Regions from separate parts of the Mus musculus genome. Here all the other regions are linked to region 1. A link is a loop called in an ENCODE intact Hi-C map of the cell type or tissue named here. Cell type or tissue: heart. All regions are shown on one strand. Region 1 holds the start of Gm51919 (a long non-coding RNA gene). Region 2 holds the start of Gm39397 (a long non-coding RNA gene). Region 3 has its middle 19 kb from the start of Arhgap27os3. Region 4 overlaps Map3k14 (mitogen-activated protein kinase kinase kinase 14). Region 5 holds the start of Map3k14 (mitogen-activated protein kinase kinase kinase 14).

Region 1 (5,000 bases):
GGAGGGGATGTTCATCAGTAGACTGTGAAGACGCCTGGAAACACCCATTCTCATTGTATTACTTACTTTTCTATTGCTGTGATAAAAGGCAACTTCCAGAAGGTTTATCTGGGGCTTACAGTTCTCGAGGCATAGGAGTCCGTCTATCAGTCTCAAAGAGGGAAGCGTAGGACTGGGTGGGCAGGCAGAGTGCTGGAGCTGACATCCAAGGCCACAGACAGGAAGCAGAGTGCGCTGTGGGGATAGCTGGTAGCTTTGAAGCCTCAAAACCCACTCCATTACACACCTCCTCTAACAGGGCCACGCCTCCTAATCCTTCCCCAACAGTTCCAGCAACTGGGGACCAAGGATATACACACAATGAGCCTGTGAGGCCATTTTCATTCAGACCACCATACTCCTCCATTGCTGCTGCTGCAAGTTGGTCAAGTTTGTGTGTGACAATTCAGTGAATATTTGTCAAAAAATTTAAAGTTCAGGAGGAACATGGTGGCATATGTCTGCCATTCTAGCACTTAAGGAGATGAGGCAGGCAGATGGAAAATGAGAAGTCCAAGGACAGTCTCAGAGGGAGGGGAAAGGGAGAGAGAGAGCTTGATATTTATAATAATAACAAAAGGAATTGATATAAAATGAATATTCATGAGGAGGGAGTGGTGGAAGGAGTTACACAAGCAGGTATAAAAAGAGAAGTGAGGTGTTTGACACTGTAGAATGTCAAACACACACATGCATCACGCACTGTACACACTCAAACATCTCTGGAAGGATACATTCATCAACACTGTCCTTTTTCTTTGTTAGAGTATCATGTAGCCCAAGCTGGCCTTGAACTCACCCTGAAGTCGATGCTGGATCCGAACACCCAATTTTCAGCGCCTCCACACTAGTGCCATATTATAGGCTTGTGCTATTACACTAAGCTGTGTGTGTGTTTTCATGTGCAGCAAGTATGCTTATGTGTGTGCATGTGGAGGTCAGAAGTCAATGCCCAGTGTCTTCCTTCACCACTCTCCTCCTTATTTTTTAAACTTATTTTATTAATCATTAGCGTGCGTGCATGTGTGTGTGTGTGTTTGCCATGAAGCGGTGGTCAGAGAACAGCTTTGTGGAATAGGTTCTCTTGAACTTTTATGTAAGTTCCAGGAATTGAACTCAGGTCTTATTTATGTAGCAAGTACCTTTACCTGCTGGGCCATGTTTCTGGGTCTCTGCCTTATTATTTAAAAAAGTATTTTGGGGGCTGGAGAGATGGCTCTTAAGAGCACTGACTGCTCTTCCGGAGGTCCTGAGTTCAAATCCCAGCAACCACATGGTGGCTCACAACCATCTGTAATGAGATGATGCCCTCTTCTGGTGTGTCTGAAGACAGCTACAGTGTACTTACATATAATAAATAAATAAATACATATTTTTAAAAATTTATATGTGTGGGTATTTTGCTTGCATGAATATTTGTATATTACTTGCATGCTGTGTTGGTGGAGACCTGAAGAGGGTGTCAGAACTCCTGGAACTGGAGTTACAAATGTTAGCCACCATGTGGGTGGTGGCAATGGAACCAAGGTCCTTTGGAAGAGCAACCAGTGCTCTTTCTGGGTGGTGGGATGGTGTTGAGGCAGTATTGAGGCAGTATTTCACTGTGTAGTCTTGGCTGGCCTGGAGCTCACTATGTGGACCAGTCTGACCTTAAACTCATAGAGATCTACTTGCTTCTGCCTCCCAAGAACTGGGATTAAAGATGGATACAACCGTACCTGGCCTGCACACAGTGCTATTAACTTATGAGCCATCTCTCTAGTCCCCTCCTCCCTTTTACATTTTTTTTTAATCCTCTCACTGAACTTAGAGCTAGCTCACTGGACAGCAAACCTACAGGGAACCCCTACTCCTAATCTGCCATCTGCCTGGCTGAGATTACAGGCACTCGTTATATATATATTTGTTTGTTCTTTTTCTTTTTGGTTTTTCGAGACAGGGTTTCTCTGTGTAGCTCTTGGCTGTCCTGGAACTGAACTCACTTTGTAGACCAGGCTGGCCTCGAACTCAGAAATCCGCCTGCCTCTGCCTCCTGAGTGCTGGGATTAAAGGCGTGCGCCACTATGCCCGGCTATATTTGGTTTTTGATTTGGGTGCTAAAGATCTGCACAGTAAGAACTCTATCAATGGACCCCTCACTGTGGCCTTTTGTCATTTATAAGAGTGGGGTTTGCTGGATAGCCAGATTTTCTTCCTTCCTTCCTTTCTTCCTTTCCCTCCCTCCCTTCCTTCCTTCCTTCCTTCCTTCCTTCCTTCCTTCCTTCCTTCCTTCCTTCCTTTTCTTCCTTCCTTTCTTCCTTCCTTCCTTTTCTTCCTTCCTTCCTTCCTTCCTTCCTTCCTTCCTTCCTTCCTTCCTTCCTTCCTTCTGTCTATTTGCATGTATGCCTGCATGACAGAAGAGGGCATCAGATCCCATCATTACAGATGGTTGTGAGCCGCCATGTGGTTGCTGGGAATTGAACTCAGGACCTCTGGAAGAGCAGCCAGTGCTCTTAACCCCTGAGCCATCTCTCCAGCCTGTTAGCCAGATTTTCTTAATTAAACTCCCCATTCTTCTGCCTCAGTATCCAGAGTGCAGAGTTCATGTGCGTGCCTGCTCACCAGCCTAACCTTTTCCTTTCTTCTCTTGCAGTATCGAGGCTTGAACCCAGGGCTCTGTGCATGCTGTGCACTTTGCACTTGACCACAGAGCCACATCCATAGCTTGCCTTTCTCCTTAAAGAGACATCTACTGACTACTGATACATGCTCAGTCACCTGAGTTAGGAGTGTTCCCAATGGCTGCACATTCCTTCCATTAAAGATGACAAAGTGACAATGGTCTGGAAATGTCACCCTGGCTGTGTGACTGTATCGATCACCACAGCCATCAGTCCGTCCTGCCTGTCATACCACCTGCACACGGAAGGGGGCAACGCAGACTTACGGAAAGGAAACATTGTTCCTAAACTTGACAACCAAGCTTTGCTGGTAGAATTTTCTCCATTGTGGTCCATGTTTTGGGAAGATGCTTTCTATGAAGCCAACAGAATTGAATAGGTGATGATTGATCACATCTCCTTGGTAACTCACGTTCCTAGTCAGCAGGAGGGAGGATGTAGGGTTGTTAATATGATAATTTCCCACATGATAGGCCCTTTTCAGTTTAGCTTTATTTCCACCAGGTTTTGGGTGGGAGGCAATTGGCAATGAGGATGCAGGCTGGCAATTACTGCAGTAGAGGCCCAATTTCTGGCTTCTCGGTGTCCCTCAAAGTAGCAGTGATGGGCAGAGGAGGCATGGGCACTGACCCCACAAGTACTTCAATGCAGATACCCTCCCTCCCAGCTTCTGAATCCGTTCCTTGCTAGGCTGTGTCCAAGGTTAGGGACACCTTAAGAGTCCCAGAAGCCCCATCAGTAAGCAGACAGCTGGGCACACAGCTGGGGCTCGAAGGAAACATTTGTTGATGAATTGAAAGAGACAGCTATGGAAGAATCAGGAAGTACAGTCTTTAATAAATAAACAAAAATCTCTCAACTACTAATCTCAGGCAAGGCCCAAGGTCAAGGCTAAGGAAGATGGAGGTAGGCATAGGGCAGGTACCCTTCCTATAGGCTCCAGGAGACCCTGTTTCCACCCACCCTGGAAGTCCTTGCTCAGGACATGAAATGAGACTATCTCTCCCATGGTGACAGGGGCGATGGTGAACTTGGCAGGAGGAAGGCTTTAATCAGGTCAAGCTGGGGAGCGTGCAGGTTTGTGTCTGGTTTTCCTCATAATTAGATAATTAATTTCCCAGTTCCTGCTGAATCCTTTGTCAGTGGCTTTGAGTATGAACTAGAGAGGTGGGAATGACCTAGAGTAGCCATTTAGAGCCCCTGGGCTGGCACAGAGAAAGTTCAAGGCTCCCTCAGTGTAGGGCACCTCACCCCATGGACTGGCAGAACAGGGAGGGGCTGACTCAAGAGCCCCACAGATTAAGTGGGAGAATTAGAGGTGTTAATTCAGGATGGAGTTCGAGCCCCGGTTATGAAGGCCTACCCCTTCTCCACTCTCCTACCCTAAATAAGAAGAGTCCGAGGCTATAGATTTTTGGATATGAACAGAGAGGCTCGTTTCTGCCCTAATTATCTGTGTGGCCTTGGACAAGACCCCTTGCTACAGCTACGGAAAGGCCCCTTGTTACCGTTACAGAAACAAGGACATCCATACCTACCTTTGCTGGTCACTATCACAGAAATCTTTCTGTAACTATCAGATAGCCAAGATTGTCATTCTTCAGCCAGCCTAGGTCCCTCATGGTGACAGTGTCAAGATTTTCCACCCATCTGAGGTGCCTGTTCCTCCCCCAGCCTAGCAGCTGCCTTTAACCCTTCTTAGTGCCCTACTTCTCCTTGGCACCACCACAGTGATCTCCAGGTTCGCCAACCTCATTTTTCCACGAGTGCCCCCAGTCTAAAACTGCTGAAGATGCTGGCACAGTCACATCTGGTCAGGTCTCAATTGACCTATGTCATTGTCCTCCAACCTGTTTGCAGATAATTCCCTCTGGTCCTCAGATCATCTCTGGGCCCAACGGAGGAGAGACACAGAGGTGGGGGGCCTGGAAGGGGGTTCCCATCTTCTTAGTTGGGGACCCCAAAGGGGGACCCCCAGCAGCAATTACGCCCACCAACCGCACCTCAGCGCCACCTTAGGTTTCTAAGGCGCGCGCGGATTGGTTGGACAATCTTCCGCCCGGGGGTCTGCCTCCTCCAGGCTCGGGCCTAGGGACCCCCCTACTGCCGGGCTTAGGGTGGAGAGCTGCGGTTCTAGGACCCGGAGGCGCCGGGCGAGCGCGCCGCTGTGTTCTCGGCCTCGCCTGGGTCGGCTCCGGCTCGGGCAGGTGCATCGGCGGCCGCCCCCTCCGCCGCAGGTGCACTGCTCGGCAGCCCCCAGCCGGCGCGCCATGGCTGCGGAGGACCCCCGGCCGTCGCCCG
Region 2 (5,000 bases), 250 kb after region 1:
TAGAGAGAAAAGACTTGGGTTCAGTTCCCGAACACATTATTTCTCCCCCCACGCCTCCCCACACTGTGTGTGTGTGTGTGTGTGTGTGTGTGTGTGTGTGTGTGTATGCTTTTACACTTGGAGATCAGAAAACCACCTGAGGGAGGCTAAGAGTGTGTACCGTTCTTGCAGAAGGCCTGAGTTCAGTCCCTTCTACCCCTGTTGGGTGGCTCACAGCTACCCATGACTCCAGGCTGGCAGCATGGTGATGTTCACCTGTAATCTTAGCACTCGAGAGGCAGAGGCAGGTGGACCTCTGAGACTCCAGGCCAGGCAGGACTACACGGTGAGAGTGAAAACACAGGGGAGGCGTCCTGCATTGCACCCTTCTGGGCTCTCTTTGTGAAGACAGCTGCCATCCCCAGTGTTCTCTGTGTCCTTCCAGAAAGGCCCTATAGAAACATGATCTGTTAGAGCTGACGAAGTGAGCCTGGCATGGTGACATTCACCTGTAATCCTAGCCAGCCTGGTTTACTTAGTGTGTTCTATAGCAAGACTATGTTTAAAACAAGCAACAATAAAAATGGAGTAGATGCATGCTGAGGAAGTGGCCTTGAACCGTGGACCTTTAATCAGCTACATGTGGGTACTTAACACTTTAAACATGGCTTGTGTGATGTTAAGGGCTAACTCTTACACGTTATTTCATTTGCACTTATTAAATAGCTGTTTAATTTACATAGTGATAGGTGAGCAGTGACCAGTATTGGACCTTCTTTTCTCTACACAAAACACAATGCTTAGCATCACATTGTACTGGGATAGCCTCGCTACTCAACCCCTACTTAAGAAGATTTTTTTTTCTAGTCTCTCCCTCATTTTAAAAACTCACTACAGAGTCAACAAAGACTATGAGAAGAATGTTCCTAAAATACAAGAATAGACTGCAGACCTGCCTTCAGTCATTAGAATTCTCCTTAAGGAAGCCCCACCTACCTGGAGCAGTGGGAGCTGACCAATCCAGCTGTTCCTGTGTTTGAACTTGAATGACCTCCAAACGCCCACATGATAGTGGTTTGGTCCTTAGCCTGACGCTGTGGAGAGTTTATAGAAATGTTAAGAAATTGAACTTAGAAAGAGGTCTTTCAGTCACTAGGAATTGAGCCTCAGAGGAGACAATAGGACCACACCTCTTCTTCCTTCTTTTATACCCAGCTGTGAATATGTTTCTTCCAAGTGTGTGTGTGTGTGTGTGTGTGTGTGCAGGGTGTCACCATGTTGTACTGTCCCGCTGCAGGCCCACTCAGTGATGACTGATCCATCCAAAATCGCATGCCAAAGCAAACCTTTCCTCCTAAACAAACAAACACTACAAAAGGCCTGGAGCCCAGGGGCCATCAGTTTTTATGACAAGATATAAAGTCATCCACATATGTTATAATCAAGGCATCCTATGGCACACTGACCATCCCTTTCCTCTATCATCCTAACCTGAGATGACTCCATGCTGTGGGGACTGGGGAGTAACTGTCATGAGTCACCAACTGTCCTAGGGTACCCTCTGCATGCATGAGGCCTGGGCCCACTTCAGGGTTCATCACAGTCCTCCTTCAGTGGTTCCCCTAGGAAGGCAGCAGTTGCAGCAGGACAGCTGTCACGAGCCTTGCCTTTGCCTGGTAGTTACCCCAAGGAGCCTGGGAGGGAGTGGTCAGTGCTGATGGGCAAGCTCAGGACCTGGAGTTCTCAAGTGGGTCACTGAGTGGATTCACACCTTTAGACAGCTTTCCTAGCAGGACATTTTAGGTGATGCGAATCTTTTTGGTGGTGTTAGGGGTGCGGGGGGTGGTTCAGGAGTGGTGAGCTCTTGTCTCATTAGGTAGCCCAAGATGGCCTGGAACTCCTGAATGTGAGGATTGGGACACTATCTTCAGAATTCTCTGTGGGAGGCAATAGATTCAGGATTTGGTGGCAGAGACCCCTGGGTGCAGATCTCAGCTTCAAAGGGCACAGTCTCTATAGTTCGTGGATCATGCGATGCCTTGGTAAGCCAGTCTGTGTTCTACAAGTCACTTGTGGAGGGTGAAGGAAAAAGACTGAAACTGAAACATACTCGGGAATATTCCCAAGTCATTCATGAGGCATGGCTCAGTTCTAAGCACTTCAGGAAGGGTGTGGTTGAAGAGGAAGGAGTTATGGTTCTTGTCCCATCAGGGTTTCTGACACCAAAGAGAACTGAGTCCAGAGGCCACTTCCTGTCGCTATGGTGAACACTAGAAGAATGAGCTCAGGTTTATGCAGCCTCCAAACCAGGGCTCCTCATACCCTGGCAGAGTACCAGGTCTCAGTCTCCAGCACCTCCCAGCATCCAGTCTCATTGTGGCTGCACTGCCCTTTCCTGTCCCCCGGCACCGGGCTTCCCCTAGTGGCTTGCCTTGGCCTGTGGCATGAAATACTAAGCCTGTGCTTGCGGAGACTTCCTAAGGTTGTGCTGGCCTCTGCTTTCGCAGAAGAGCTTCTCCTGGGTACCTGCTGCCTCTCCAGCCTGGGTGACAGAGTCAGCAGGATGGAACTGGGCTGCAGGGGCTCAGAAACCAGCCAGCAGTACGTGTCCATCGCTAGCATAGTCGGCTGAGGACCCGTGAGGATTCTTGTCCTAACCCTTAAGTTTGAAGACGGTGTATTTCACTACACCATTGTGGCAATAGCTGACCTTTTATTAGGTTGTAAGTTCACGCTGAAAGGAGGAAGCAGCACCACAGTGTGTTACGAGAGAAGCGTACTGAGTTCTTACTGAGTACTCTGTTTGAGTCGAGGGCAGGGCACCCAGATGGTTCATTTGTTCAGTGGATAAAGGTGCTTGCTGCTGCCGATGCAAACCCGAGTTTGGTTATCATGAGTCCACGTAAAGGTTGAAGGATACAACCGACACCAGGAACTTCTGCACGCTGTCTAACCCGCACATACAATGATGAAAAGAAGTCTGGGATGTAGCTCAGTTGGCAGAGTGGTTGTCCAGCTCATGAACCTTTGAGATCCATCCCAGCACGGAAGCAGGATGGCACAGTCCTATAATCCCAGCACTCAGAAGGTGATAACTGTAGGGTCCTAATGTTAAAGTCTTTCTTAGACACAGGTAGTAGAGCAGCAGCCTGGGCTACGTGAGACCCAGACTCAAAACAGACCGACAAAACCAAAATTATCCTGGGCTGGAGAGATGGCTCAGCAGTTAAGAGCACTGTACTGCTCTTCTGAAGATCCTGAGTTCAAATCCCAAACCAGTTCAAACCACATGGTAGCTCACAACCATCTGTAATGAGATCTGACACCCTCTTCTGGTGTGTCTGAAGATAGCAACAGTGTACTTACATATGCTGGAGCAAGCCAGGCCGGAGTGAGCAGAGGTCCTGAGTTCAATTTCCAGCAACCACGTGATGGCTCACAACCATCTGTACAGCTATAGTGTACTCATATACATAAAATTAAAAAAAAAAACAAAATTATCTTATAGCCGAAACACATCATTTATAAGGCTGAGGCCGAGGGATCATAGTGACTTCAAGTCCAGCCTGGGCTACAGTGTTGAGACCCTATCTCAATATGTGTGTGTGTTTTATATATATATATGTGTGTGTGTGTGTGTGTATGTGTATATATGTGTATATATGTATATATGTGTGTGTATATATATATATATATATATATATATATATATAGTGTGTGTGTGTGTGTGTATGTGTGTATACATATGGAACACTTCACAAATGTGTCATTCTTTTACAGGACCATGCTAAGGTATGTATAATTCCAATTTTACTATATGTGCTGCAGGCTAGTGTGTGTGTGTGTGTGTGTGTGTGTGTGTATGTGTGTATACATATGGAACACTTCACAAATGTGTCATTCTTTTACAGGACCATGCTAAGGTATGTATAATTCCAATTTTACTATATGTGCTGCAGGCTAGTGTGTGTGTGTGTGTGTGTGTGTGTGTGTATGTGTGTATACATATGGAACACTTCACAAATGTGTCATTCTTTTACAGGACCATGCTAAGGTATGTATAATTCCAATTTTACTATATGTGCTGCAGGCTAGTGTGTGTGTGTGTGTGTGTGTGTGTGTGTGTGTGTGTGTGTAGTGGTGAAAGGGAAGGTACTACCATGTGTGTAATTTGTAGGTGTTGGTTTTCTCCTTCTACTGTTTAGGCACTGAGCTCCCTGGCTGAGCTAGCTGTCCCACTGACTGCTGTCCTCTGACTGCTGTCCTCTGTCTCCCTAGGGATACTGCAGTCTGAAGCTTTCTTAGCAGCCCCAAGTCCGAGTCTCAGGTTCCTCCAGCCGCAGAAGCCCAAACTTTCCATAGTGTGGCGCCAAACCCTCCTTCAACGTCACCATCCTCAGAAAGCCTCTTTATCCTCTTTCCACTTCTGCTGTAGGCTTCAAGTCCATGTCATCACTCCCTCTCCCTACACACACACCTCAGGGGTTGGGGACTAGGGACAGAATGCAGGGGCTCATATGTTAGGATGCTAGGTACAACTCCCCGTCCGTCCTTCACCGTCCCTTTCCTATTTTGAATGGGTGTGTTCCCCTCTTACCTCTCTTCCAGAACGCAAGATGACAGCTCACCATCCCACCAAGGCTTCGGAAGCCAGAGCTTGTGGGGCCTGGCAAGAGGCTCTGGGCTACAGGTGGGCACTCCATCTGGGCAATGCTATCTGTGTTGGGAAGCCCAAAGGTAAGAACCCAGCCTGCCTCTCAGACTTAACTAGACACCAATCTTCCTTTAGGGCTCCACCTGGGTCCTCCCCATTCCTCTCCCTGGTGACTCCCAGCCTGAAAGAAGCCAGAGGACTTTGTCATCTGTCTACCCTGTGGTACCTTAGTCCTTTAAATGAGTGTATAAAGCTTGCTAAATCTCTTTGTCTTGGAGATTGACTTGGGGATGGGGGAGGGGCACATAAGGATGGAAAGGGGAGGTGTTGGGGACCAACTGCTTAAATAAGTAGCCCAGTGCTGTTC
Region 3 (5,000 bases), 160 kb after region 1:
CTGGGCCTCTGGGGACTTTCTCTGGATGTAACAAGAACGTCTCACAGAGTTAAAAAAGAAACAGCGTCCAGATGGCAGCATGCCTTGCTCATTGATTGTTCCTGCGGAATTCATTACATATTCCAGTTATTAATCTTTTGATGGATATGATTTACACATGATAGGATCTCCCCAGTGAATATACTTTCTGGGGACGTTATTACTAGAAACCCTGTATCATATGTCTCAGGTGCTTTAAAATAAATAGAATACAAACAGAATATGTAATCTCTACTTTCTAGCTAGCTATCTTGCTCGTGGCCAGCTCTGGCCAGCGTCCCTCGGTCCACATTTACAAGAGACTGCAGTAAGTGTAAAAGGGGCTGAGGAGGTGGCTCATCGTCCTTGCCCTGAAGGTGTGAAGACAGAGTTTGAATCCCCAGGACCCATATTAAACCAGGCAGGTGTGGTGGGAACGGTAATCCTAGCACTGGGGAGGCAGAAACAGGGAGTTGCCGGGACAAGCTGGCTAGCAGGCTGTGCATGCTGGCTGTGAATGTCACTGAATGCTCAGTGAGTGGAGTGTAGAGAGGTTGAAGGAGACAGCCAACATGAAGTCCATTGACTTCAGGTCTTTACGTGTGAGTGTATGCACATGTGCACACACAGATACTCACACACACACCTACACACATGCACACATAAACACACCCCAAACAGTAGTAAAAATAAGTTTCAGAAAGGAATAAAGAGGTGAGCACTCAGGACCTCTGGGAACTTTCTCTGGATGTACCAGGAACATCTCACAGAGTTAAAAAAGAAACAGCGTCTAGACGGCAGCACGCATGCTCACTGTTACGCTTCTGTGCCCTCGTCACTCTGGATAGGACCTGGGCACCTCTTGTACTTGTGCCAGCTGGTGCCGTCCTCCTTGTGAGCCTCACACACCGCCCAGTCAGCATCTGAGCACTGAATGTGGAGAGGGTCTTTAGGAGGGTTGACAGAATGTGATGGACACCTGAGGAACGTTGTTCGGCTGACGGTGTGGAGACAGACTGTGAGACAGGTTGGTTGGTTGATGTAAAGTGGGGCAGAGAACCTTCTGGGAGCTCACAGCTAGAAGACTGAGGAGAGAGAAGGCTGGAAGGAGTAGCGTGCCGAGGGAAGGGAGATGCTGGGACAGTCATCGTTCAGTGTTCATGTGTAGGTGACAAGGAGCAGCAGTCAGCCAGTCAGACAGACAAAAACTCCTATTCTTGATGGACTCTTGGGTTTATGGAAAAGACAGCCTGGGAAGGGCAAAAGCTTCTCAAGCAAACAGGAGGCAGCGGGCAGTTGGGCAGCTTTTCCCTGGGAGGTGTAAACACCTGTTTACTTACCCTGCATAAGGCACCAACAATGGACCAGAAATTATTGCCCCCATGTCTGAGTCTTGTTCGTGGAGACGGTGATTGTTGGGGTTGCTCTTCAGGAGCACAGGCGCCTCAGACAGCTGCATCATGACAAAGCCCGTCCGCTTCAGTCTGGCAGGGCTTCCTTCCAGGTTTTCAGTGTCATCTGGTGCCAGCACACAGCAAAGGCTCGTTAAGGTCCTTCGCCCAGGCCAGATGCATGCTTGGAGAGCGTGTTAGAGAACGCTTGGAGTGTGAAGGGGTCTCTAGAGAAGAAGGGGCCGTGAGTGGGGTGAGAAATTGATACCCAGCGCCACCGCGGACTTGGGAGACCTGGAAATGTGAGGTAGCATGGGTGGGGGGAGGTACTCAGACATCCTCAACAACAATGACCTCTGACTGGGGGAGCTCCCCCCCCCATCTCCTTTCCAAGTTTTGTCTCTTCTAAGGGTATGTGTCCTTTGCTTTACCCCAGCCTTAGAGCTTAAAGTCACACGGAAACCTGTGGGCTAGGACATACTGGAGAAGACACTTGGGTTCGCTTGGCTCATACAAAGTCCCAAAGTGTCCCCTCTCGCTCTGGGTGTGTCTGTGGGATTACCTCTCAGGAAAAAGGGCTCTCGTGCCCCCTGCTGGCAGCTCTGCTCCAAGCATCCCTGTCACTCGCTGAGGATGCTACGGGAAGGTGAGCACCTTTGTGAGAAGCAAGGCGGGTTTCCAGGCTGTAGGGGCTGAGGGGTGGGGGTGGAAGTGGGGTGGGGGCAGGGCATGGGTAGAGGTAGGGAGCGTTGGGGTGGGGTTGGGGAGGGTGGAATACTGACCTGCCAGAGTGGAGGATTGGTTATTCTTCGGAACTCTGGAGGTTTCCAAATTGGTTCACCTCCCTTTATCCTTTACCTCAAGCTAGGAGTGACTTTTCAAAAACCTATCAGAGGCAGTCCTCGGAACCACAAGCCTCATCACTGGTTCTTTTGGGTCTGAAGCCCCTTGTGCCCAGTGCAGAGAGCCCAGTCTCCAGAGGCTACACGCTGTATGAGTTCATCTACAAAACCGTTTCAAAGGAAGAAATGAGAAATGGAGAAAGACCAGGTTGTCAATTGGGGAAGAGACAGGGAGATGTGAAGATAGAGGAACCCCTGGAGGGGGGCTGATGAGGATAGAAACATTTGTTGCTCTTGCATAGGACCCTGGTTCAAGTCCCATCATCCTCACAGCAGCTCACAATTGTCTGTAACTGCAGTTTCGGGGTATCTGAATGTCTTCTTCTGGCACAGGTGGCCACCAGTCAAATACCTACACACAGGCAAAAGTACTCATGAACTTAAAATAATAAGTTAGGGCTGGAGAGGTGGCTCAGCGATTAAGAGCACTGGCTGCTCTTCCAGAGGTCTTGAGTTCAATTCCCAGCAACCACATAGTGGTTCACAACCATCTGTAATGTGATCTGATGCCCTCTTCTGGCACATAGGTGTACATGCAGATAGAGCACTCACATACATTAAATGAATAAATAAAACCTTTTGAAAAAATAAATAAAAATAACATAAAATAGAAATTCCATCCCATTCCTGCTTCCCCAGTTTTGGTAGTAGAGGTTGCCTAGAGCCTCTCACGTTCTGAGCAGGTGTTCTTTGGGTAAGCTGTCTCCCAAGAATGTTGTTTTTGTTTTTGTTTTGGACAGGGTCTTACTCTGTAGCTCTGACTTGCCTAGAACTCACTATATAGACCAGGCTGGCCTCAAGCTCGCAGAGACTCACCTGCTTCTGCCTCCCAAGAGCTGGGGTTAAAGGCATGCACCACCATGTCTGGCAGATATGGGGGTTTTTGAAACAATAGAACCATTCTGTTTTGATTGTGGTGGTGGCTGGGACACTTTGTGCCTGTGACAAAATACAGAATTCTACATAAAGACACACAGTAAGGAGTGTGCAAAGGCCAGAGGAGTAGGCAGTCCCATAGCATAGTAGGGCTCATTAAGACTGGCGTCTCTCAGGACTGATGTGCATAGCAGTTATGTAGGAGGCCATGGTGGGCCCTGGATGCTAACAGTGGCCTGAGACTTCAACACCAGGGGATCAGATACTCTCTTCTGGCCTTAGCAGATACATGCACACACGGGACACACACACACACACAGACTTACAGACAGAGGACGAGGAGGTGGAAAAAGGGAAGGAGAAGAAAGGATCTTGGTGTGTTGCTATTCCAGAACTTGGGATATAGAAGCAGGAGGATGGGAAACTCAAGGTTATCTTTGGCTCTATAGCAAGATGGAGGCCTGTCTGACTGCGTTGTGACTCTGTCTCAACGCTATACAACACAATACAGGAAGACTGGCCGCAGAGTCTTTCTGATGATTGCCACCTAGTGGTGCATGTGAGTACTGCAGGATGGAGCGTGTTCTGTTGGTGGGCACCCCACCTCCACCCCTTTTTAGTAAAAGGAATCTCATATCAAAGGTCTTTTTCTAAGGCCTCTAGCAGGAGAACACCCAGGCTTGAAAGGCCCAGGAAGGCAGGCTCCCTTCCTGCCCTCTTGTCAATATAATGAGACTCATTCCGCTTTGGTCTAGCAAGGCGCTCTACCTCAAACACCCTTGCCTCAAAGCATATAAAAAGTAGCTTTCCTGAGACACTGCTGTTCTGAGGTCTTCAGAAAAGACGGCTGCAGGACCCTGGGATCAAAGGACTCACAGGCCCAGCATGGTGGTCTTGTGGCTGTAAATCTCTAGGACCGGGGCTAGCCTAGAAGACTAATGTGATTTCACAAACATACCTGCACTAGGTTCAGGGTTGGAAAAGCTGCACAAGACTCACTGTGCAATCGTGGACAGCTTCTGAGGCAGATGTAGATGTCTCAGTTTATAGATGAGTGGCCTGGTGCAAGCTACCTGCTAAGATCACTCAATAAGAAATGTCAGGGAGGAGGGGGGAAGCTGGAGAGATGGCTCAGCAGTTACAAGTGCTCCCTGCCCTTCCAGAGGACCTGAGTTTGGTTCCCAGCATTGACATTAGTGCCTTGCAAGCACCTGTAACTCCAGTTCCAGGGGCTCTGACACCCTCTTCTAGCCTCCACTAACATCCATGCAAAAAATAGAATAAAAATATTTTTTTTTTAAAAAAAGGGCAGGGTTGGAATGTGGTCTCCGGATACTTGCCTTTTGATATTTTCAGTTGTGAATGAATATTACATTTATTTACAGTGTGTGTGTGTGTGTGTGTGTGTGCATGTGCGTGCACTCGCATCCATGTTCACATAAATATGCAGAGAAAAACTTCGGGGAGCCAGTTCTCTCTATTCTACCATGTGATTCCAGGGATCAAACTTGGCTCTTCAAGGTTGTTGTCACAGTTCTTTACCCACTGAGTTATCTCTCTCACCCATGAACAAGTATTTATTGAACTCCCATTATGTCAGTCTCTATGATAGGTAATGAGGACACAACAAAACCTTCTCCCTCTGGACGCTTTCGGGGTTAATAACTCATCATGATATCCAGCTGTAAAGTGGTCAATGAAGACAAGAGATACATGCAGGTCTCTAATAGTGTATACAGGGGAAGGTGGCACAGGTGAGAAATGGTGACTTCAGAACAACACTGAAAGACAGCTGACTAAGCAAAGGAAAAAG
Region 4 (5,000 bases), 65 kb after region 1:
GAAGGGCAGGTGAGGTAAGGGAGCAGGGCTAAGAGGTCCGACGTGGCCTGAGAGGCAAGGGTCTAAGTGGGGGTTACCTCTTGGCCTTGAACCTTGAGAGGGATAAAGACGGGACCTGTCTCCTCACCTTCTAGCAGTTCCATGAAGATGTTCACCCACGGGCCTTCTCTCACAGCTCCATAGAGAGGGACGATTCTGGGCGAGCTCAGACCAGCACAGGCCACTAGTTCCTCTACCCGAAACACCTCGAGTCGTACCTGAAAGACCCAGAGGCCCCTGTGTCAGGGTGAGGGGTGCGGGCTGGGGAACCCTTGGAATTCTATGCATAGAAGCTAACAATGCTCTCAGTGGTGGTGCCCAGGCCCAGTGGGACCAGCCCTTGGGAAATGAGCATAACCCATGTATAGTCCCCTGGTGTCAGGTATCAGGGCCACAGTGCTGACTGCATGAAAAACAGTCACACAGAAACATTTCTTTCTTTCCAGACTCCTGGAATTCTCTCCACCCTCAATCTGCAAACACATTCTGTACCCCAGCTCTCTGGGGGAAAATCTCTAGGCCACGAGGTCTTGTGAACCCTGCCTACCCTGTACCTGCTACAGGCCCCATCATGTATCTTAGGTTGGCTTTGAACTTCCAGTCCGCCTCAGCGTAGCAAGTGCTGGGATAATAAGGATGTGCTGCGATGCCTGACTCTGTGAGGAGTCGCTGCACCAGTGGTTCTCAACCTGTGGGTCCCAACCTGAGGGCTGAGTGACCCTTTTACAGGGGTCAATTTATTATGATTCATAATATCAAATTACAGTTAGGAAACAATGATGAAAATAATTTTATGGTTGGGGGTGGTCACCACATGAGGAACTGTATTAAAGGACCATAGCATTGGAGGTGGGCACGCCTTTAATCCCAGCACTCGGGAGGCAGAGACAGGAGGATTTCTGAGTTCGAGGCCAGCCTGGTCTACAGAGTGAGTTCCAGGACAGCCAGGGCTATACAGAGAAACCCTGTCTCGAAAAACAAAAAAAACAAAAAACAAAAAAAACCCAAACAAACAAACAAAAAAAACCCAACAACAACAACAAAAAAAACCAAACCAAACCAAACCAAAAACCCCCCAAATTAAATTAATTGTGTGTATGTGTGTTTAGAGTGCATGCATGTGTTCTGTGTGTGTGAGGAGGGCAGAAGGTTCCAGATCTCCTAAAACTAGAGTCCAGGAGGTTGTGAGTAGCCATGTGGGAGCCAAACATCTGCTGAGCCATCTCTCCAGTCCCCCTCATAGCAACTGCTTTGATTTTTCATAGTGTGTTACGTGTGTTTGTTGATATTGTACTGAAGCAAGGTCTCTGTTGAAACAGAGCTTGCCTGGGGAACTCATGTCCCTGTCTCCAAGTGGCCACCATGCCTGTCTGGCTTTTCTGTGGGTTCTGGGGATCAGAACCCCAGTCCTCGAGATGTAGTTCATCCGCTGAACTCTCTCCCCAGCCCGTTACTTATTTCCTAAAGGACCAAACTGTCCATGGAGACAGGCCTGCAGTTATATTACTGTTTGCCCTGTAGCTATTTCCCTAGCATCTGGGTACACAGAGGCTCCTGGGGATGGGCTGGCCAATGCTTCTCCTAATCTGGAAGTCTGGGGTCACTCCTATTTGTGGGCTCCAGCATCTTGGCATGGCAGGAGGCATTAGGCCATGGATACAAACATCTTGTGCTTAGCTTCTTGGTTAGGCCATTCACAGAAAGGCCTCTTGCTGCCATCAGCCATGTGTCTAAGAGAATGGTGGGGACACAGCTGCCTGCTCAGGGTGGTGTGAGGATTCAGAGAGATGGGGTCTTTCTCCATGCTTGGTGACTAAGACACTTGGGCAGAGCTGGCTTCCCACTTCCTCCTGCCAACTCAATCGAACTTGTTGGCTGCTGTGGGTTCTCTGGAGCGGCACCGCCAGGGGGCGACAGCGGTAACAGACTAGTTTGGCCCAGCTTTTGTTTCTAGACTTGCTCTGTCCATGTTGGGGGTTTGGACATTTGCCTCTCAGTGGACAATGTCTCTCTTTTGGTTACTTAAAGAATATTAAGTTTGGTTAGTTAGCGCATGTAAAGTCCGATGGAGAAGGCTCCCCTTCTCCATGGCCAGACAGCACCTGAAGCACCTCTCTGAACCTCAGGGTTCTCATGCTAGGCTGTGATGGGACGTGAGTGGGAATTTACATTTAAAATCCACTACCAAATGTCTGGTGCTGTTCAGCACTAGACGATGGTTTTCATACAACAGACTCTGGAGGGGTGGCTCTGTGTGATGGGGAAGCTGAGGCTGGCACAAAGGACTCATCTGAAGTCACTGAAAACAGAGTACCACAGCCTTGGTTGGGAGGCCCGACCCTATCGCTGCCGCACTCCAGGTTTAGCTTGGACTCCTGGCCACAGGAGCAGCATTCCCGGGAAGCTGCAGACAGCATCCAACACGGCACAAGTGCGGAAGTCACTTCCCTCCGCTGCAGTGCCAGGGCGCTTGAGCCTGGGGGCAACTTTCCCTCCTCCAACCTCCTTATTTCCTCTAGCACAGTAATCTTTCTCTGTCATAAGTGGGGTATAGGTAACGTCACAAGTTTCTGAAGATTGCAGGAATATCCATGATGGGAGGGAGAACACAGAATGGGACACGGAAGCCTAAGAAGTCAGGGTCCCCATTTCCTCCTCCTCCTTCAGACGGTGTCCCTTTGATCCCTGCTTGCAAACAAGGGTTTGTGGCTGATGCCACTTCTCCAGCACAGCCTGGGTTTGTTTAAAACTCTAGCCCTGGCCAGGGAGATGGCTCAGCAGGTGAAAATCAGCAGAGCCAGCATGTGATCGCAATTTGATCTCTGAAACCCACAGAAAAAGCCAGTGTCGCCCTGCACATCTGTAATGCCAGCATGCTCACAGTGTGAAGGGAGGACTGGCTGGAAGCTCAAGAGGCTGGGAATATAGCTCACTGGAACACACTTGCCTACTGAGTGTGAGGCCCCAGTTCAATCCTGAGACGTCACACACACAACACACACACACAGAGCCACAAAGACCACACATCCCATACACACACCACATACATCACATACCATACACACACCACATACATCACATACCATACACACATACTCTACACACACACACACACACACACACACACACACACACACACACATCACATACCAAATACAGATCTCTCTCACACACACAAAACTACCCACACCCACACCCCACACCCAGTGCATAAGCTGCCTCTGGCCTCCACAGATGTGCTGAGTAAACACACATACACACAAGGCTTCAAAACACTAGTTCCTTTGGATTCCACATCTTTGTCCCCGGTCCCTGTATGGTGTTTGGCACAAAGCAGGTATTCCAGGACAGCTGGTTTGACTTGGCCAGTGACACTCTATTCCAGATCAGTGACAGAGCCAAAAGGAGGCTCCCAGAATTCTATGCTTGGGCCAGATGGCTTAAAGCAAGCAGTTGCTCACTCTTGTTGAGGGCAGATAGTAATTCTTGGAGAATCTGCTTAGTGATATGGTTTCTTTGCCATCAAACTGTGTCCATGACCACACATACAACTCACATGAACTTTAGGATCATGTTCTAAGAATTTAAAGATCCTATAAGTACATTCTCCAACAAGGAGAACTTATTTATTGGTTGCTTAAAAAGCCTGACCATTCTATGTGAACCAAGGAGAAATCCTGCCTAGCATGTCTTTCATGGTGTGTGTGGGGTGTGTGTGTGTGTGTGTGTGTGTGTGTGTGTGTGTGTGAACCACAGTGTAGAATAATCTTTAGGACTGGATCTCATTTTCATAAAAGATAAGCCAAATTTAAACATAAAGAGTCTAAAAAAATAGACGACAGATGGCATTTTTGAGGACAAGGAAAACCTTTGTTTGGTGGCATTTGACTTCATTTATGGTGAGCCAGTACTTGTTTACAATTGAAAAGGGGGCTGGTGAGATGGCTCAGCAGGTAGAGGTGCTTGCTTCCTGCCAACCCCTGGCCTCCACAACTGCATCATGACATGTGTGCCCCCCCCCCACCAGAAACATGTCATAAGAATTAATTAAAGATACATAAAAGATTAAAACCGTAAAAACAAGACAAAGCCTTGCATTAAGGCCTAGATCTGAGGCCGATAAGCATGTGACCTAAGCCTACAGAAGTTTCTGGAAGGAGGACCAAGGGGCAGCCACTTATCCTCAGGCTCCTTCCCAGGAGCAAGGAACGGGAACAGGCAGCCTGAGCCTGACTCCCAGACTGTCTGCTGTTCTCTGCCGGGAACTCAGGGAACTTTTTGTGTATGTAGTATCAGAATTAGAACCCAGGGCCTCATACTCACAAGGCAAAAGCCCTAAAGTGAGCTCTTATGTGGTCTTAGAGCTAAAAACTGTACAGGACAAACTTCAAGCCCTAACCCTTGCACTGAGAGAGAGGAGAGGCTGATGCTACCCCACGAGCTGGAGGAAGAAGCTAGGAGCTCTGAGGGTGGACAGCCAGAGCCCTGGGAAGTCCAGGCCTTATGCCTGGAGCTGTTCCAGCTGCCCGGGACACAGGACAAGAGAAATGTATCAGGGTTGTTTACCCTGTTGCTTAGGACTCGGAGGATGTCAGCCGAGGAACAGCTGAGAGGCTGGTGACTAAGCTCCCATCACTGGGCACCCATCTGTAGGACACTTCACACCGTCTCACCGCCTCCCACCACCTCTCCTCTCGGAAGGGACAGCTGAGCCTGCCCTGGTGGACTGGGGAGGGGGAACTGCGGCTAAGGAGGTTAGGCACGAGGTCCTGGCATCCGAGTGGAAGATGACCCAGGCTGGCAAGAACTCAGTGTGTGCTCCTGCTGCGGAGGGGTGAGGATGGTGGGTGGGGCTTGCTCCCTTCAAGTAGCCTGTATGAAATCTGAGGTAAAGCTTACAGATTCTTCCCTTATCCTTCTACTCTGAGGCTCAGCTTTGATGTCTGGCCCAAGAATGAACC
Region 5 (5,000 bases), 99 kb after region 1:
GCATCAGCCTCGCAGTCGGCCTTACCAAGTGAACAGAGTGCTCGCACTTGAACAGCTCGCCCTACCCGAGAAGACACGCCACCGTTCCTTTCCCTTATTCGGGATCCTGGTGTGCAGGGAGGGCTGACTTATCCAACTCTCCAAGCCCACCCTTCTCCCCACCCACCTCACGATGGTGCCACCAGAAGTGCCCAGGGTGCTCAGAGGTCTCCAGTTTAACTGAAATGCTAAAACGGGGCAAACAGGAAGCATCACACACAACTGCGGTAGTGACTTATTAATCACGAAAGCAGAATTTTAGTTGCATTTTAACCTTTTGCCAGGAAAAAAAGAAAAAAAAAGCATCTAGCCGATGGGTGCTATCGGAGGAGCCGTCTGTCTGTCTGTCTGTCTGCATGTGCAGCGAGCTGACCTGCTACTGGGTCTGAATTCAGTTTTCAGTTTTCTTTTTTCTTCTTGGGGGGAAAAATCTGTCAAGCCAATCAGGTCTTCCCGGGGGAGAAGCACCTGTAAGAAGCCCATGTGCTGTCCACTGAGACAAGAAGTTAAAAATAAATAGATAAATACAAAATTAAAAAAAAAAGAAACTAAAAGTGACTTCACAGGCAAACTCTTAAGACAAGGGGGGGGGGGGATGGCCTAAAGGAACAAGCGTAGATCTGAGCTTTTATCCGTTTTACATCCGACCGATCTCCTCCCAGCCCCTAGCTCAGAATGGACCCTAGAACTCACCAAAAATCTCACAACAGTTGTCTGGGGTGGAGCAACCAATCAGGGCGAGCCCTGTCCTCTCCAGCCCGAGCCGATCACAAAGGAATCTGTGTTCATCAGGGGAACCAAAATGAGGAACCACACTCCTATCTGCCAAGAATGAATGGCAAAACCAGGCAGGTTTTTTTTTTTTTTTTTGAGATAAAGGTTCATTTGGCAGAGTCTCTGTCTGTGGTGCCACTCCCACAAACTCTAACAGACACCAGAGGCAAACAAAACAAAACAAAACAAAACAAAACAAAACAAAAAAACCAACAACCTTCAGAACTGCTCCATCCACCCCAAAAACAATCCGAAAATGACCTGAAGCCTGAAGCCTGATCACGTAGTACTATTTGATTTCACAAACTTCTGGTATGTATTTCTGGGTATGTACAGCTGGGCACTTATTTCTAAAATTAAAGTCAGACATACTAACTATTATTATGAGCTGTTCTGAGAAATTTATCACACTCTTCCAAATAAATCAGGATGTCTTCTTTCTTTCTTTTTCCTCTCTGGTGCTCTGAGACAGGGCCTTGCTATGAAGCCCTGACAGGCTTCAAAGTCACAACAAATCCTCCTTGTCCCAGCCTCCCAGTGATGGATTACAGGTGTGTGCCACCATGCCTAGTTTTCAAGATGTCTTAAGGGCGTCTGAAAAACTCATAAAGCTGGCATCCATCCAAAGGAATTGCCTTTGACATCACTTTAAATACAAGAGGAAATACACACATACATCATAAGCAAGTCAAGAGTCTTCAAAGCATCCTCTCACATTAACAGCAAAAAGATCACCCCAACCCCCCCCCCTTTCTCTATCAAAGTTAGGTTATGCTGTTCTTATTCAGGGATCTGGAGAACTCACCCTCACTCATGGCTCTGAGGCCACAGACGAGGCATATCATCCCTCACACCTGGTTCAGGTACTTCGCTTACCAACTGGACAACAGTCTATGCATCTGACCACACCTACCACTAAATGGGAAAGTTACTAAGCAAAACCCTGCAGAACTGAAGTTAGGAAACAATCCTCTAATCTTTCAGAGAGACTATGTTTCTAGATACTCGCCAGTGTTCCGAAGTCCACTGGTCATGGTGCCACTCCTCGTTCAGTTCATTCTTTTAGCGCCCTTAATCCAGTCATTAGTGTTCATTGTCTCCAATTAACAACAACAACAACAACAACAACATGTCATTAAGACACTGATATTTGAAACTTTTCTCCACTCATCCACTTGACAGCCCATGCACACCCCTATCCATCCTTTAGGGCTGTCAGCCATCTTTTAATCTCAACTGGGGGGTGGGGAGTGGAGGGGGGGAGGTCTGAAGTTAATGAACATGATGAGGTTCCAAAGCAGGTGGGAATCTCTGCCTCAGACAAATGTTTCTTTTCACTTGGTGACAGGTGGCTGAAAGTTGCCAGAGCCGGGAAGAGCTTCCAGGACGGGACTAGTACATATAAACAGATTCCAAAAGTTCCGAGTAGAACACAGAATTAGAGAAGGGTAAGGACCATCGAGGAGGGAGGACAGCACCATCAGCGACTAGCATTGCTCTACTGAGTGCCCAGAGCAGTGATCCTCTCAGAACAAGTGATCCCAAGCAGTTCAAAGGGAAAGGCTGCTCATGTCACTGCTAGGGCAGTGGAGCGATCACCTTCTCTTGGGGGACACTTAGGAGCCAGGTCTGCCAGTAGGGCGGCTGAACTCGATGGCACGGATGTTGGGGAAAGGGAAGCAGACAGTACCCGCGCGCGTTCCGGGCAAGCGTGTGACCCGTGGGTGCGCGGCCTGGAGGTTCTAGGCGAGCACGGCGTTTCGAGCGTGGCGCTGATGGCGCTGAGCGTGCGAGCGGGTTAGACCGTAGTCACCCGGCCACCCCTCCCAGCCATCCCTCGTGGACAGCCCGGCTGCAACCCAGTCCCCGCCTGGGAGGCGCCCCTTCCCCGCCCGCTCCCTCGGCGTCCCGCTTTAGGACTCGGGGTTCTGCCCAGTCACCTACCGGCGGAGCGCCGTTGTCCTCAAACAAGCGAGTGTGGCGCTTCGCTGGCCAGCGATCGCTCCGGGCCCCTGCTGCCCCTCCTCGACCACGCCCCCGTGCCTATCCCCGCCCCGGGCCACGCCTCCCCCCGTGGCTGCGACTTTGCTAGCTTCCCGCCTCCTTTCTTTGGCCGCACCGCGACCCTTGATCCCACCCATTCCTATAAGTTAGCCAATAAAACGCCTTGATCCGGTCGGCCTGCCGGCCACTCCTCAGCAGCGATTGGCTAGCGAGGCCTCCCCAAAATGGGCACTGTTTCCGGCCAGGGTATCCAGCGCCGAAGGCTGGGTGGATGGGCGGTCTGTAGGCGAAGGAGGCCAGGGTGTTGGTTGAACTACACATGCGCTCTCGCCTTCTGGCAAATCTTACGGGCTGCATTCTTTTTGAGGTTACGGGAAGGAAGGGCGACTGTACGCATGCGTGGGCATTCCCGGCTTCGGCTTTGGTTACCTTGGAGACGGCGGGGCGCTCTCGCTCTGAGGTCTTGGGTTTCTCTGCTTTCTGCTTGAGGGCGAGGCTGCTTCGTGGGGGCCTGGTGGGGCCAGAAACATTTTTATGGAGCACGTAGAGTGAGCCCGGTTCTGTAAAGTGTGTGGAGATGAGGTTGCTCTGCCTACCCTCGAGAAGTGTGGGGAGCCAAAGGCCTATGTAGGACAGACCGGGTGTTGAAACGCTCTAAGGGAGTGTGCAGATGTGGTACAGTCTCCTTCCACCCCGAGAAGCTTCATGGTGTGTGTGCTGAGCACGGGATCCATTCTAAACTACAGAGTCAGGAAGACTTGGTCTTTGAAAACGTGCTCTCTACAGTGCCCTTTTTATGGGGCCGGGAAAGAGTGTAGGGAATTTATGGATTTTTTTTTTCTTTTCTAACTTTGCTAATGGGCTTCCTACTGTACCACAAGCTTCTGTTTACTGGTAATAAGAAATTACAAATATGTGTTTTTTAAAAAAATGTTTCCAGAATAAAAGATGCGCTGCGACCTTAGAGACTCTGCAAGGAATCCTAACTGCAGATGCAGGGACTGGTGGTATGGTGGGAGTGGCAGCCATATTCTTGGCTGGTTTGAGAAATAAGGAACGGCCTGTCTGGAAAGGTTTGAGCCAGGGCCAGACCACTGTCTGCTTGTGACCACTTTGCAGACCTAGCTTCTTTCTGGAGACAAGTTCAAGCCGACATCTGTTGTTGGACACCGAGAAAGGCCATTCATTTAGACAATGTGGAAACCCCACAACCTGGCCTGCATTCAGGAGGCTGAGGCAGGAGGATGACAAGTTTGAAGCTAGTCTGAGCTGCATAGCCTGACTTCTATGTGGAAACAAAGCCAACTAGATGAGAACCTGAGAGACTCACCCCTCTCCCCTGGGCCAGAAATATGTTAGAGCAAAGCCTGCAGTTGCCCATAGTCCATTGTTACGTTAGTGTCAACCGTGTCAAGAGTTGTCCCTGGAAGCCTTTCTGGCTGTGACTTGCACTGAGCCTATACTTCAGTATATGCAGAACCTATATGTCAGTTTCTGGGACATATCTTGCTAGTGGCCAGCTGAGAGATGGTAAGGCAAGAAAATAAAAAGGGCTGGGGGCCTCTAAAAAACGCTCCTCTCACCCCTAGGGCTTGGCATCTCTGACTCAGAGAGAGAGGCAGAGCTGGGCCAGATGTACAGGTTGGTATCAGGTCTCTTGGGTGTCTGTCTTTCCCTCCCACCACCTGTTTGCCGCTGGGCAAAGCACTTCTCAGGAAAGATGTGGGCAACAGGCCCAGAATCTGCAGACGCTCCCTGCAGGGCTAGCTCACTTTTGCCATCTCCTTCTCACCCCTCCTTTTTTTTTTTTGACAACCAGAGTCTCTGGCCCTGGGTCCCTTTTGTGTGTTGTCTAGTCCATTGGGATGGTTGCTCTTTAAGCCTACACTCAATAGGATGTGTTAGTGAGAACAGACTCAATTCTTATGTTGACTCAAAGGTCTGCAGAAGGGTCAGCTTGCAGGTGTGTTGGGGGGGGTGGTCAGGGGACAAACCAATAGACTCATTAGCAAGAAAAGTATTAGGGAAAAGCAGCGCTTGCTTCTTGGTTTCAGCGACTTTTCTCCTGTCTCTCTCCAGAGGGTGAGGTGGAACACAGACATCCCTCTCCTCTCTCGAAATACCCACCCACTAGGAGAGCTTTGGGCAAAATTGACTTCCTCCTGCTCTAAGACACGACAGTC

What was found. A loop is a pair of places that touch in the nucleus more often than their neighbours do. Peaks named below come from ENCODE experiments on the same cell type or tissue, not always from the same donor. Only the 100,000 strongest peaks of a DNase experiment are listed, where the experiment ranks them.
Region 2: a loop joins it to region 1, with 2.1 times the contacts of the local background. A loop is called at or near these places in 4 of 42 quality-filtered maps.
Region 3: a loop joins it to region 1, with 6 times the contacts of the local background. A loop is called at or near these places in 35 of 42 quality-filtered maps.
Region 4: it touches region 1 in a loop (4-fold over the local background); 11 of 42 quality-filtered maps call a loop at or near these places.
Region 5: it touches region 1 in a loop (7-fold over the local background); 18 of 42 quality-filtered maps call a loop at or near these places.

What each region holds. Positions count from the first base shown.
Region 1 is chr11:103,165,917-103,170,916 of GRCm38, forward strand. Gm51919 (a long non-coding RNA gene) reads right to left here and starts at 4,660. Exons shown (of 3, transcript XR_003949776.1): 1 at 4,238-4,660; 2 at 2,966-3,115. In heart, a CTCF peak has its summit at 2,938; DNase peaks (open chromatin) are centred at 2,935 and 3,965; H3K4me3 peaks cover 626 bases; H3K27ac peaks cover 352 bases; H3K27me3 peaks cover 3,017 bases.
Region 2 is chr11:103,417,144-103,422,143 of GRCm38, forward strand. Gm39397 (a long non-coding RNA gene) reads left to right here and starts at 4,285. Exons shown (of 2, transcript XR_880238.2): 1 at 4,285-4,669; 2 at 4,769-4,899. In heart, a CTCF peak has its summit at 2,385; a DNase peak (open chromatin) is centred at 2,258.
Region 3 is chr11:103,323,414-103,328,413 of GRCm38, forward strand. No RefSeq gene overlaps it. Among named protein-coding and RNA genes, the nearest start is that of Arhgap27os3, 19 kb to the right of the region's middle. In heart, CTCF peaks have their summits at 1,994 (motif pointing left) and 3,746 (motif pointing left); DNase peaks (open chromatin) are centred at 1,584, 1,968 and 3,708; H3K27me3 peaks cover 1,127 bases.
Region 4 is chr11:103,231,230-103,236,229 of GRCm38, forward strand. It overlaps Map3k14 (mitogen-activated protein kinase kinase kinase 14), which reads right to left. Exons shown (of 16, transcript NM_016896.3): 7 at 128-257. The region is part of intron 2 of Gm34823 (a long non-coding RNA gene); the gene reads left to right. Among named protein-coding and RNA genes, the nearest start is that of Gm34823, 15 kb to the left of the region's middle. In heart, a CTCF peak has its summit at 1,943 (motif pointing right); DNase peaks (open chromatin) are centred at 1,932 and 4,582.
Region 5 is chr11:103,264,581-103,269,580 of GRCm38, forward strand. Map3k14 (mitogen-activated protein kinase kinase kinase 14) reads right to left here and starts at 2,821. Exons shown (of 16, transcript NM_016896.3): 1 at 2,758-2,821. In heart, a CTCF peak has its summit at 2,753; DNase peaks (open chromatin) are centred at 761, 3,011 and 4,041; H3K4me3 peaks cover 2,214 bases; H3K27ac peaks cover 1,572 bases.